4 separate regions of the Mus musculus genome follow, and all the other regions are linked to region 1. Evidence: chromatin loops called from intact Hi-C (ENCODE). Cell type or tissue: heart. All regions are shown on one strand. Each heading gives the region's core, and the rest is flanking DNA. Links, peaks and the distances in the headings are about the cores only.

Evidence for each region. Peaks named below come from ENCODE experiments on the same cell type or tissue, not always from the same donor. Only the 100,000 strongest peaks of a DNase experiment are listed, where the experiment ranks them.
Region 2: it touches region 1 in a loop (2.2-fold over the local background); 7 of 42 quality-filtered maps call a loop at or near these places.
Region 3: it touches region 1 in a loop (2.0-fold over the local background); 6 of 42 quality-filtered maps call a loop at or near these places.
Region 4: a loop joins it to region 1, with 2.7 times the contacts of the local background. A loop is called at or near these places in 10 of 42 quality-filtered maps.

The regions. Positions count from the first base shown.
Region 1 is chr6:97,856,857-97,859,356 of GRCm38, reverse strand. All of the region lies in intron 1 of Mitf (melanogenesis associated transcription factor), which reads right to left. Among named protein-coding and RNA genes, the nearest start is that of Mitf, 51 kb to the right of the region's middle. In heart, for the core only: a CTCF peak has its summit at 1,416; a DNase peak (open chromatin) is centred at 1,486; H3K27ac peaks cover 590 bases.
Region 2 is chr6:97,805,832-97,809,013 of GRCm38, reverse strand. Mitf (melanogenesis associated transcription factor) reads right to left here and starts at 1,956. Exons shown (of 10, transcript NM_001113198.1): 1 at 1,727-1,956. The coding sequence starts at 1,830. In heart, for the core only: a CTCF peak has its summit at 1,953; DNase peaks (open chromatin) are centred at 1,533 and 2,043; H3K4me3 peaks cover 1,916 bases; H3K27ac peaks cover 1,334 bases.
Region 3 is chr6:97,790,538-97,793,719 of GRCm38, reverse strand. It overlaps the pseudogene Gm23703. Among named protein-coding and RNA genes, the nearest start is that of Mitf, 15 kb to the left of the region's middle. In heart, for the core only: a CTCF peak has its summit at 1,394 (motif pointing right); no DNase peak of the experiment used is centred there.
Region 4 is chr6:97,757,898-97,761,079 of GRCm38, reverse strand. No RefSeq gene overlaps it. Among named protein-coding and RNA genes, the nearest start is that of Gm24565, 29 kb to the right of the region's middle. In heart, for the core only: a CTCF peak has its summit at 1,575 (motif pointing left); no DNase peak of the experiment used is centred there; H3K27me3 peaks cover 235 bases.

The DNA.
Region 1 (2,500 bases), core at 1-2,500:
ATATTGAGATTTATTTCCAGTACAGCCATGTGTTTTTTTAATGATAGGAAACTGTTCTGAGAAATACGTTGCAAGAAATACTGTGCTCAGAATACAGTTGCCACATGCACTAGAATTCAGATGGTTCCAAGTGTCACCAAGTGACAGTCTTATGGGATCACTGTCATGTATGTGGCCCATTACTGACCAAAGCATCCTTGTGCACCATGTGGCTGTGCTATGTAGTATGAGGCTCGCGTGTATAGATGGATGTATAAGAAAAGTAACTTCTGCCATGTATTGGTTTTTCTTATAAAGTACACTTGATACACATCACAGCAGATGATGCTCCTTCTCAACCAGGATCATCTCCAACCCTGAAGAGTATGTTGGCATATCTAGAGAGATACTGTGGACCACCCCACTGGGTGGGGGTTAGATACACACTGGACAGGGATATTCTGAGGTATACTCTGACACACAGGACAGCCATGATCAGTAAACAAGCACCTGAGGCAAAGGATGAAAGTTTTGAGATCAAGAAATGGCACGGGATAGCCCAGATGGACCAAATTCAAGGATTGCAGAAGGTCCATTAGCAACTTAGAAATGTTAAAGACTTGAATGAGCTTGGAGATGGGAACAAAACTAGAACAAAAGCAAAATATGCACATAGAAAGTACTTCAATACTCTTTTAAATGGAGTTAAAATATGCAGTGCTATTGATTTCACTAGCTGGAAAAGTGGAACCATCTGAGTCTATCAATGGCAGCTTACATGAATAAACTGTAATCAAATCATGCTGTGAAACATTCTGCAGCCAGTAAAAATGGTGACTTAAAAAATAATTAAAATGTAATTACATCACATCTTCCCGAGCCTTGGCTAAATATATATATATTGATATTGATATATAGATATCAATAATATATATATATACATACACACACATACATATACACACATACTAATGTATAAGCATAGATATAACTACAATCTACTGAATCGAATCCATTTGGTGTTGCTTGTTTGCATATCACCTCATGGCTGACCACTTTGTATTGTATTCCTGTATTTAAAGCTGAGGGGACATCATGGAAGAAAGGGTGAAAAATTTGTAAGAGCCAAAGAGCTGGGAAGTCTATGGTGAGACAGCTCCAAAATACAGAGCATCACTGTTACAGCCTGAGCACACATCCCTAAAAGCCAAGTTGCGTGAGCTTCTCGCAGGCTGTGGTGTTCACATGGGGAGGCACTGCTGGTACAAAGCAAACTATCAAGGCCGATTTCTTTAAAAGAACAGGATCTCAGAAGAGAAGGAAAGAAGATAACCCTAGAAAGTAAACTTGGGCTTAGGAAGGGGAGAGAGGTCACAGGAAGAGGGGAAGGCAGCATATGAAAGTGTGCAGGAAAGCATTGTGTTGTTCCTGTTTTCACCAGCCAGTGCTGCTGTTGGTCAAGTTAGTGCAGGAAAGCAGGGAAATGAAACCAGGAACAGCCTCCAAACATCTGGCCAGTGGCTGGCGGTCAGGTCCCGCCACAGAACAGCATGGCTGGGCAGGCCTGCTTTGGCCTTGCTGCCTTTCTTTCATCTTCTTCCACTGCTCATTTGACAGTTCTGCACTGGAGGTTGGTGGGATCGAGGGTAGCCATACCAACACAGAGACACTGCCTGCTCTGAATTAAAAATCTACTCTGGACCGCACAGACCTGTCTCCCCTTGAAGATCGCCTCTCAGCACACAAGATCCTCCTTAGCCAAAGCTCATTTCCAGAACGTTCTCTCTGTTCCCTGATCCCAAGAAATGAAGGCCTCCTCCAGGTCTGCTGACTGTTACTCAAAGCATTAAGCCATGCTTCCCAGGTCCTAAGGCACAAATAAAGCAACACACAGGCATCTCTAACAATGCACACACAGTTATACACACACTTGAACACCGTGATGGGTGTAGCTGTGATTAATACACCGTTGCTATGTTTCCTACATACTCTGGATATAAGAAGCCTACCTTAGGATAATAGAGTAATCAGGTTTACAACATTAAAGATCTGAAAACTTGAGCCAGTTTAAACTTTCAAACAGCCAAGACACACACACACACACACACACACACTCTCTCTCTCTCTCTCTCTCTCTCTCTCTCTCTCTCTCTCTCTCATGTTTGTGTATATCTTAGCATGTGTGGGCTTCTTAGCACATGTGTACAAGTACACATGAGCCCATGCATGTGGAAGCCAAAGGAAAGTGTCAGGTGTTCTGTTCTATCATGGTCTGTCTTATTCCTTTGAGAAAGGGACTCCCTTTGAACATAGAACTACACTGTCAGCCAGCAAGCCATACTAGTCCTCATATATTCAATGCCAGAGCACTGGGTTATATTGTGGGATTTAGGTTATTACAGGGGATTTTTAACTCAGGTCCTCAGGCTAGCAAAGCAAGTGTTCTTAATCACCATGTTACTCTACTGTTGCTGTGATAAAACACCATGACAAAGACAACTTTTGGAATGAAGAGTTTATT
Region 2 (3,182 bases), core at 396-2,895, 51 kb after region 1:
AAATGAAGAGCCCAGTTAATTAATTTCTTTCAGACACACACACACACACACACACACACACACACACGCACACACTCCCCCTGCCCCCCTCATTCTGGCCTTGTAAGCATTTGCTTATAGAAGCAAAAGCAGGGACTGACTGCTCAGTAAAACACTGGTCCCTTCAGCCACATGCAGATAAAGCTCTAATGAGCATAACCAACAATGCGCTTTACACAGTATCACTCTCAGAGCACCCAATACACCCTTATCTACATTCACACACAAATAGCCATTATGAAAAGAAGCCACTAGTGAAAGGCTGAGTTTATGCATCTTGATGCCTAACACATTTCCTTCCACTCTGCCACAAGCATGTGCAAAAAGCCTGCCTTAGCCAGGGAGCCAGGGCTTCTGCTCCTCCCAGAGTTTGTTCCCATGACTGGATTCAAGGTCCTGTCCCAGCCCTGAAGGAAAGCAACCTGTCTCCACTTTATAAGACCCAGCCTTTTTGTCTCCCAAACCAAAGATTCCACCCCTCAATTCTGCCTTCCTGGCCCCTGAAAGTGAGTCCCTCTGCCCCTCTACCAGGGGAACCTCACTCATCTAGACCCTAGACAATTGATGCACCAGGTGATGATGTTAGCCTTACTTCATCGCACAACTGAAAGGGTGGAAATAAAGTCACAGATTCCAGTGACTATCCCCCTCTCTGTAAACATGACAAATAAGAAGCACTTCAAGGGTCCAGAGGGACCAAAGAGAGTGATAACCGATTCTGCCAGGCAAGTAGCAATGGAGGGTGGCGTGAGGGATTAGGATACTGCAGAGGTACTGAAGAGTTGGGAGGCACCAGACTAGAGAACATCTTCACTCTAGGCCCAAAGTTCTTGAAGCGCCTGGAGAATTAAATGTGTGTAGGTGCCAAGAGAGCATTCCCAACCACCACAGACCTCTAAGGTAGTTTGTTTGTTTGTTTCTTTCTTTCTTTCTTTCTTTCTTTCTTTCTTTCTTTCTTTCTTTCTCTCTTTCCTTCCTTCCTTCCTTCCTTCCTTCCTTCCTTCCTTCCTTCCTTCTTGCATTTGTAAAGACTTCTATTCCAGACAGCTTGCCCAGCTTGAGAGACACGCCCACCCACAACCTCCTCCCCTCCTTTTATTCACCCCCCCCCCCCACACACACACACACACCTCCTCGGTGCTGTCCTGTGGCAGGTGAAAGGTGAAGCTCAGGTGAACTTCACCTAGAGGCCTCTCTGAGTAGTATCTCCCAGAGGGGCTGGTCTACAAGGGAAGACCTCCAGGCCAGTTCATCGCTGCCCTGGAGCATCAGATCCCCCTCTCCTGAGCCCCTCAGCCTGCTAGGGAGCTTCAGAAAAATTGCTCTTGGTAGCACCAGATCACAGTCCCTGTCCGGTGCTCCTCCTACCCCACCTCGCGCCGGGTACCGCCCCAGCCCCCATCTAGCTCAGCAGCTGGCATCTGCAGCCGAGGGTCCCCACGTCTGGATGAGCCATCCCAAGAGACTCGCGGTGTCCCCAAAATGCCACTGTCAGATACCCTGGGATGCAAGCAAGTCGTCTGTAAGCGGGACCCTAAATGCCAGGGGCCAGGTCGCCCTGTACCCCAAGGCAAGGGCACGGGGTCCTTGTCCTAGAGCTATCCAGACTGACTGTTCTCCTCCCAGGGTAGCAGGCGCGGGGCCCATGGGCCTCCTGCCGCGCCTCCCTCCAGCTGTCACCACTCACCTGCTCTTCAGAGGTTGACTTTTGAGTTCGTAATAGGTTTTGGGTTCTTCGTGAAACTCCTCCCCGACTTCGAAATCCGCCACGATTCCCGATTCGGACTGCATGACTCCCTCTTGCCCGCCTTCCACTGCTTGGGACTTGGACCAGAACCCGGGCACCTGAGAAAGATGGGGGGCCTCGGGTACCCCAAGCCGCGCGCCCCGCGCAGTGCCCCACTCAGCCCGCTAGCCGGCCGCCCGCCCCGGCGCGGTGAGTTTACTCTCACACCAGAGCGGGAGGGGCTGAGCCCGGTGCGCCCTGGGATTTGTGGTTCCGCCTGGGCAGAGCACACCAGCTCTCCAGGATATCAGCTTCCGCAAAAACTACAACTCCCAGAAGGTCAAACCGGGGAGAGACAACGTGGTGTACACGGATAGTGCAAGTCCTGTTTGGATTCCTTGTCAATGTCAGCAGCTCCTCTCCGTGTCTCTCCGGTTTGCTTCAAGGATACAGACCTGGCTGTTTAATATTAATAAGAACAACTCAGCCTGGGCTTCTACTGTCCCTCCTGGTTTAGACATCTGCGAGGACACGCCGAGCGTTCATTTAAAAAATAAAACACTAAGGGGTTTTGAAACTAGAAAGTTTCGGTCAGAGTTAAAACCCATTTTTAAAATAAAAGGACTTTCTATTAGCCCCCGAGCTCTTCTGGACTGCAGCGACACATCATTTTGTCCTCTATTGAAACAGAGTGTTGGAAACTTCACTTTTATAATGAAAGCATTATTGGAGGAGTTGTTCTTGTGCGTTCTTTTTCTGGAACTCAGTATAAGCTCCCACAATACTCTTCATCAGTTGAAAGGCTCCTTTCCTTTTATCCAATTAGTCACCTCTAATCTAAAGCAGCACTTGAAGGATTCAGTTAATTTTAAAAGACATCAAGTTACCAAACAGCTTCACCACCACCACCACCGTCTGCTTTCAATTTCTCAGTTGGCTGGGAGTTCAGATGAGATTGTCCTAACATTGCAAGCCGGTGCAGCTTCAAGGTACTCGGCTAGGTGATGTATTAAATGACCGCACTTTAGCTCATTTGTATGTTCAGACCTGTCTTCTGGTTAGTTCCAGCAGGACTCTTCATGTTGTATAAAACATCAACGAGTGCTTTGAGACATTGGAGTTAAGGGTGGCATTTTAAGATGGCAGAAATTCCTAGTTCTTCTAAGAAATCCTGTGTAATCTTAGACATGTCCATTGGATTCCTAGAAGCCTTAATTTCCTCATCTATGAAAGAAGAGATTAGGAAACCTATTTGAGATGGTGTTGCAAGGTCAAAAGTAAGGAAAGAATTACTTGCAATTTGTATACACTAGGGGCAGGCAAAATGGCTCAGTCGGTAAATTTACTTATTTGCAAACATGACAACCTGCAATTGGTCCTCAGGACACACATGACTGAAGAATGGAACTATTAACTA
Region 3 (3,182 bases), core at 259-2,758, 66 kb after region 1:
AGTCAGTGTTTGAGGAAATAAATATTTTAACTGGACTTAAGCCATATGCAATGTTATATACATTTATCAAGATACCTCATGGTACCTCATAAACATACAGGATTTTGGTGGTCTTGCATAACAATTAAAAATATATCTAACTAATAAAATTTTTAAAAATAAAATAATGTTTGAGGTAGGGCCTCACTATGTAGACCAGACTGTCCTGAAACTTAACAGAGCTTTGCCTCTGCCTCCTGAGTGCTGTGTGTACCACCACACCTGGCTAAAATAAATAATTTTTAAATTCTTAATATCTCAAATTATCAGAGAAATACAAGCTAAAACCAAAACGAGTTAGATCTTCACCTCAGCAAGAAAGCTCGTCAGCAAAAAAGACTAAAGATAGCCAATGCTGTGGGTGGGGAGAAAATTGGACAACGTCATCAGGAATGTCCCCATGGACATAGTATGGACGTCCTCTGAACACTTTAATGGCACTACTTTAAATATCTAGCAGTCCTCCTTCTGGGTTGATATACATGCAAAGCAATGGGAAACAGTGTGAATTAAGAACTGCACTCTCATGCAGATCTGTTCATAAGAGCCAAGATGTAGAAGCAAGCTATGTGTCTACCTGCCCCCCTACCCCCAACCAACAGATAAATGAAATGTACTTTTAAACTGGGTGTGGTGGTAGCACAGGCCAGTCATCCTATCAGTCAAGACTAGATAGTGAGATAAGATCAAGGTCAAGGGTAGCCTGGGTTTCATAGGAAGACACTCCTCTACCTAACAAAGCCAAGTTTAGGGATTAGCTTGGTGGTATAGTGGTTGTCTAACACACACAGGTTCTGGGTTTGAATCCAATAAATACCATAAGATAAAGTTGTGTGTGTGTGTGTGTGTGTGTGTGTGTGTGTGTGTGTGTGTATGAAACTATTTAATATGAAAAAGAAAATGGAAACCTGTCATTCAGGAATTCATGTGAGCCTGGAGAAATGGGGATGCATTGTGTCAGACAAAGTAAGTCAGGCATGGAAAGAAAATGTTATGTGGCCTAAATACTTAAATAAAGAATAATAAAAATCTGATTTTTTTTTTACAGAAAATAGAGTAAATAGTTGGCCACTAGAGCCTGAGGGGTAGAACAAGAATAGATAAAGAGATGTGGATCAAAAAGTGAGCCCTTTATTTCTTTGACCCCTCCTCGCCATATTTGATTTGTCTAGCCTTCTCTATATAAGTAGTGCCTCTTTAAATACACACTCTTATTCAAAATGGATGCTTGCATCATATCCCCTTGATATAAGTCTACCCTTAATAGTAAGCACTGTTTCAGTTCCAAAATTACCATGGGAGGAGGGCACCTGGTTAGTACAAATGCATCTTTAGAGTGGACAACTGATAATTGGTCCAGCTTGAGATCCATGCCACAAGAGGGAGCACTCCCCTGCACACACAACACTGCCTGGAGGGCAAGAAACCAGAAGCTTGAATAGACCAGAGACCCACAATACCAAACACAACCAGCAAGAAGGAGGAGGAGGAGGAGGAGGAGGAGGAGGAGGAGGAGGAGGAGGAGGAGGAGGAGGAAGAGGAGGAGGAGGCAACAAAACGATTCCTAATGATATTGTCATACTCGTAGACAGGAGTCTAGCATGATTGTCATCATAGAGGCTTCACCTAGCAACTGTTAGGAGCAGATACAGAGACCCACAGCCAAACACTGGCTATAACACAGAAATTTTTTGGAAAATGGGGAAGAAGGATTGTAGGAGCCAGAGAGGTCAGAGACAGCACAAGAAAACCCACAGAATCAACTAACCTGAGCTCATAGGGTCTCATAGATATTGGCAATCGGGGAGCCTGTATGGGTCTAAGCTAGGTCCTCTCTCTATATGTTATTGTTGTGTGGTTTACAGTGGGAGTAGGGGTTATCTCTGATGATTCAGTTTTAAAACTTTTTATTGGTTCTTAGTCAATTTCACATCATGTGCCCCAGTACTTCCCATCTCCCCATCCCCTTGAATCTGCCCTCTCCCTTGTAACCTTGTACCCTTGTTATCTCCTAACAGAGAAAAAAAATTGTGGAAGCTATAGTGTGTCACACTGTGTCTGACAGTATACCCTTTTGTCCACACTTCTTTGCTTGCAAATGTTTCTTGGTCCAGTACAAAGCCTCCGGCTTCAGCTACTATGTTAATATCGGAACCTCACTGGGACTCCTCTCAGATATCCTGTTGTTGGCCTGTGTCATGGAGATCCTGTAGTTTTGGATCTGTAGAACTGGCCCCTTCATGGGCTCCAGCAGCTCATTGATGGGGTAGATGTTGGGTCAATTCAAAGCCCTGGATCAGGGCCTGGGAGTTATCTGAGCTGGTCATCCCACTGGCTCTTTCTCTCTCACACACTCAGGGGCCAGCTCATTAGCAACCCTGTAACCAAGGCTAGCTCTACCCTGATGCCTAAGAGAGGTTCAGGGCCTGCTCTCCTGAGTGTTGCAGCTGGTAAGGGACAAGACCAGAGCTCTCCCACTCTGATGACCTCAGAGCCAGCTCTCTAACCTACTGTAGGTGGCGGTGGGTGCATGGGTGGAGCGGGGGCGGGCAGCAGAGGAGTCTTTCTCTCGTCTACGTCACCACAAGATAGACAAATGGCAGACCCAGCTGCCCCAAGTTCCTGTGCCTCAGGGGTGGCACACTGGTGTCCCTAGTACTATGGTCAGCTCTACTGTGCTGTCCAGGAGAAGTGCAGGCTCTACTCTTCCAAGTGCTACAGCTGGTCAGAAGTAGGACCAACTGTCTTGCTCTCATGACCCAAGAGCCAGGTCTCCCACCTACCACAGCTGGTGGTGGGTGGAGGAAGAGGGTATTTCTTCTTAGTCCATGTCACTTCATTGGCCAGCTGTCCTATACTCATAACCTCAGGCCTACTCACCCACAACTCCTGCAATGTGTAGCTTTGCTCTCCCAATTATTGCTAGGAGTGGGGTCAGCTCTCCTTCTCTTATGCCCCCAAGGCCAGCTCTTCTACAATACCCAGGTAAGAGGGTTGTCTCAGGAGTGGTCTCGGGAGTGCTATGTCCCACTAGGCTAGTTAGTAAACATTTTGATAGTCACAGGTCAGAACACTGAAGGCTGAGCATAGACATAGCCTCTCCCCTCTCTGCCACCTACTGACCCACATATGATGCAGCAGTC
Region 4 (3,182 bases), core at 308-2,807, 99 kb after region 1:
CATGCTCACCTATTCAATAAAGATGATGTTTGACCACTGAGAATTAAGAGGTTATGATTTTGCTATCCACTCACTCTCAAACCGACAATAGCAGCTTCGAGCAGCTATCTCCTCCTCGGGTTTCCTGTCTGCTGTGATGTGAAACTTGTCTCATGCTCCGACATTCCCTCTCTGCCTTCTACTGAAGGAGTAGGTGTATGGAAGACTTCATAGTCCATCCCGATGAAGTTTATAAGGACAGGAAAATGTGTGACTTGGCATAGTGAAGGTTGAAGAAGGCAGAAAGAATTCTCTCTTATTCACAGGACAAGCAAGCAAATCTGCCTAGACTTTATAATTTACTAGACATCCACCCAAATGTGTATTTGCCACTGGGAAGTCCCTCCCAGAACCATGGCTGCATAACCCAGCCTTGCCCACTGCTTACTTCTTGGGTCCATTTGTGGTTTTAGATCACAATCCCTCACGTTAAATTAACATAGCAGCCTCTTCATTCCTATATGCTAAATGTCTCTGTTTTAGAAGTCACAGAGCCAAGGACCTTCGTTTTCTGATGTGACAAAGCAGGTACACTGTCGAGGATATCCCAGCTGCTTTTGTTTTGTTTTTGTGTGTTTGTTTGTTGTAGTGTTGGAGCTTGAACCCCGACCCTTGCATTTGCTGAGTGAGCACTCTGCCACAGAGCTCTAATCTGTTTCCAGTTTTTTTTTTGTTTTTTTTTTGTTTTTTTTAACCTGCAGCCTCACTTTGTAGCCCAGTATGGGCTAGAACTTAATAAGTAGACCTCAAAGGAAATCACACCAATGCCCCTCCCTCTGCTTCCCAAATGCTGGGATTATAGACATGAACGATCACACGGCTTCCATCTGCTCTTTAAAATGAGCTAAATCTGAAGTATGGTGTCTGGATCCACACTCCCCTTGCTCTCTACAATGACAGCATTTTCACTTGTATACTAGAAGATCCCCACCCATTTCAAGCCACCCAACCCAGCCTCTCTTGTCCATATTAGACATGCTGTGGTAAGTTTATCCCTTCCCCTGCAGCGGCATCCTGCCTAGTTCACAGTATGAGTAATGGCCAACTTAATAAGGACTTTTCTTGTGCAGGTGACAGACCCCTGACAGGAATAGCTTAAGAGACTGGGCTCACCATTTGAGAGTATAGTGTGTCATGGGAAGTAAGGCATCGGTGTTGATGGGGTGGGAGTGGCGTTGGCTACAGGAGCAAAGGCATGACATAGACACTGCTCACCCACATCTCCATGGGCTTCACTTCCTCCAAAATTTTCTATATCCTCCCCAAATGGTGTCACAAGCTGGCGATCGAGTATTCAAACACAGGAGCTCACAAAATGTGTGTCACATTTAAACCACTACAGTGTATAGATTTTCCCCCAATCAGAGCCTGGGATAGGGACTTGGCTGAAGGCTGAGACCAACATCTGTGTTGACCTTAGAGGCAAAAGACTGAATGCCAATATGGGTACCTTCATACTGTTTTATGGAAGACTCAACTCTTCTGGTCCTTTAACCTTTTCTGTCTTGGCAAAGGAGAAGGAGCGCCATCTACTGTTGGCACATGCCGCAGGACAGACAGTCCCTTGAGACTTCCCCAAGACTTTTCGATCCATGTGTCCAGTGGCCACAAAGACAGCTGTAGTTTTCCTTTGCTTACGGACAGGAAAACTAAGACCAAAAGGCTACATCCAAGGTCACTCATCCACAGAGTGATGAATCCAAGCTTTTAAGGCTCTGAGAGGCTCACACAGGAGGAGAAGGAGAACACAGTCACAAATGAACAAAAAAATCGGGCCACACTTCTTGCAGAGCATTCCAACCCAGGGGAGTCAGTGGTCCCTCAAAATGATGAAAGGGCTGTAGCTGCACTCTGTAGAGCCTGTCCTCCGTCTCTCCCTCCCATTCTCACTGAGGACCCTATTCGGAGCCCCAATCCATCCTTGCTATTTGCAACAGCTGCTGCAGAGAAAACAGGTGGTATTTGCTTAAAGCCCACACAGATCTGAAGCTCTGTACACAATGGGAAACCAGGGAGGATCCATCAAGCTGTCAGAATGGGACCTGTAAGTGTGTGTGTGGGGAGCTTGAGTTAGAGAATACCCTTGCTAAGCTTTAAGCAATTCCACATTTAATCTCGCTTATTTCTGGGAGCACACACACACACACACACACACACACACACACACAGAGCCATTTGTCTAACCTTCCAGTCCCTAAAGGATGGGTCCCCTGCTGGAAGCAGTATTTGCCATTTGTGCCTGTGTCTATGACCTTAGAGGCTACAAGAAACCTTCTGCTGGACGAGACCCTGAATTAGTAGATGACTCTGTGTGTGTGTGTATGGTGAGAAACAATGGTCCTTACTGCATAACAAGAGTACTGGAGACTCGGAGTAGTGAAAGGGAAATAGTTTATGACCATGAGAACTTGGGTGTCAGTGTAAAGAAAGGGCAAAAATGGCTGATGTGGCACGAAACAGTAACACATGCACACGAACACACACACATTTTCCCTGACTGAGTGAGTTCCTTGGGAAATACAATCTTCTCAGTGCCTAGCATTGCCTCGGCCCTAAAGCCCTGTGTGTCCCTATGAGTTTGGGACACACAGCCTTATCTAGTGTATGTCCTGAGACTTGAGATCACCTCCTTTTCTGCTATACAAGCTTACTCATGTAGCCGACTGCCTATGGGTTTGCAGCACTGGAATGAACTTAGAGTACCTAGACAAGCAGCTGCCAGCTGCCAGCTGTGGAAGACAGGAGCCTAGGGCCTCTTGCTTCCCTGTGATTACTTAATGAGGCCTAAACACACTTAAAACTAAAAATAAGCCATAACAATTTCCTTCTAACAGTTTGCATGTGTGTATTCACGTGGAGTACACATGTGTTTCTGTGCACATGCGTAAGGACAGAGGTCAAGCTCAGGTGTCATCAGGTTTTTTTTTTTGAGACAGGGTGTCATGCTATTGAGCCTCAAGGATCTGCCTGCCTCCACCTCCCCAGCACTGGGATTACAATTGCATTCAAGCATTCCCACTTTTTAAAAAACTTTGGTTCTGGGGCTCGAACTCAAGTCCTCCAGCTTGCAGAACAAAACACTTTAATGGCTGAATCCTCTCTCCAGCCCAGCAGGTGGTTTTTCTTGGCACAGCTTCTTTGTT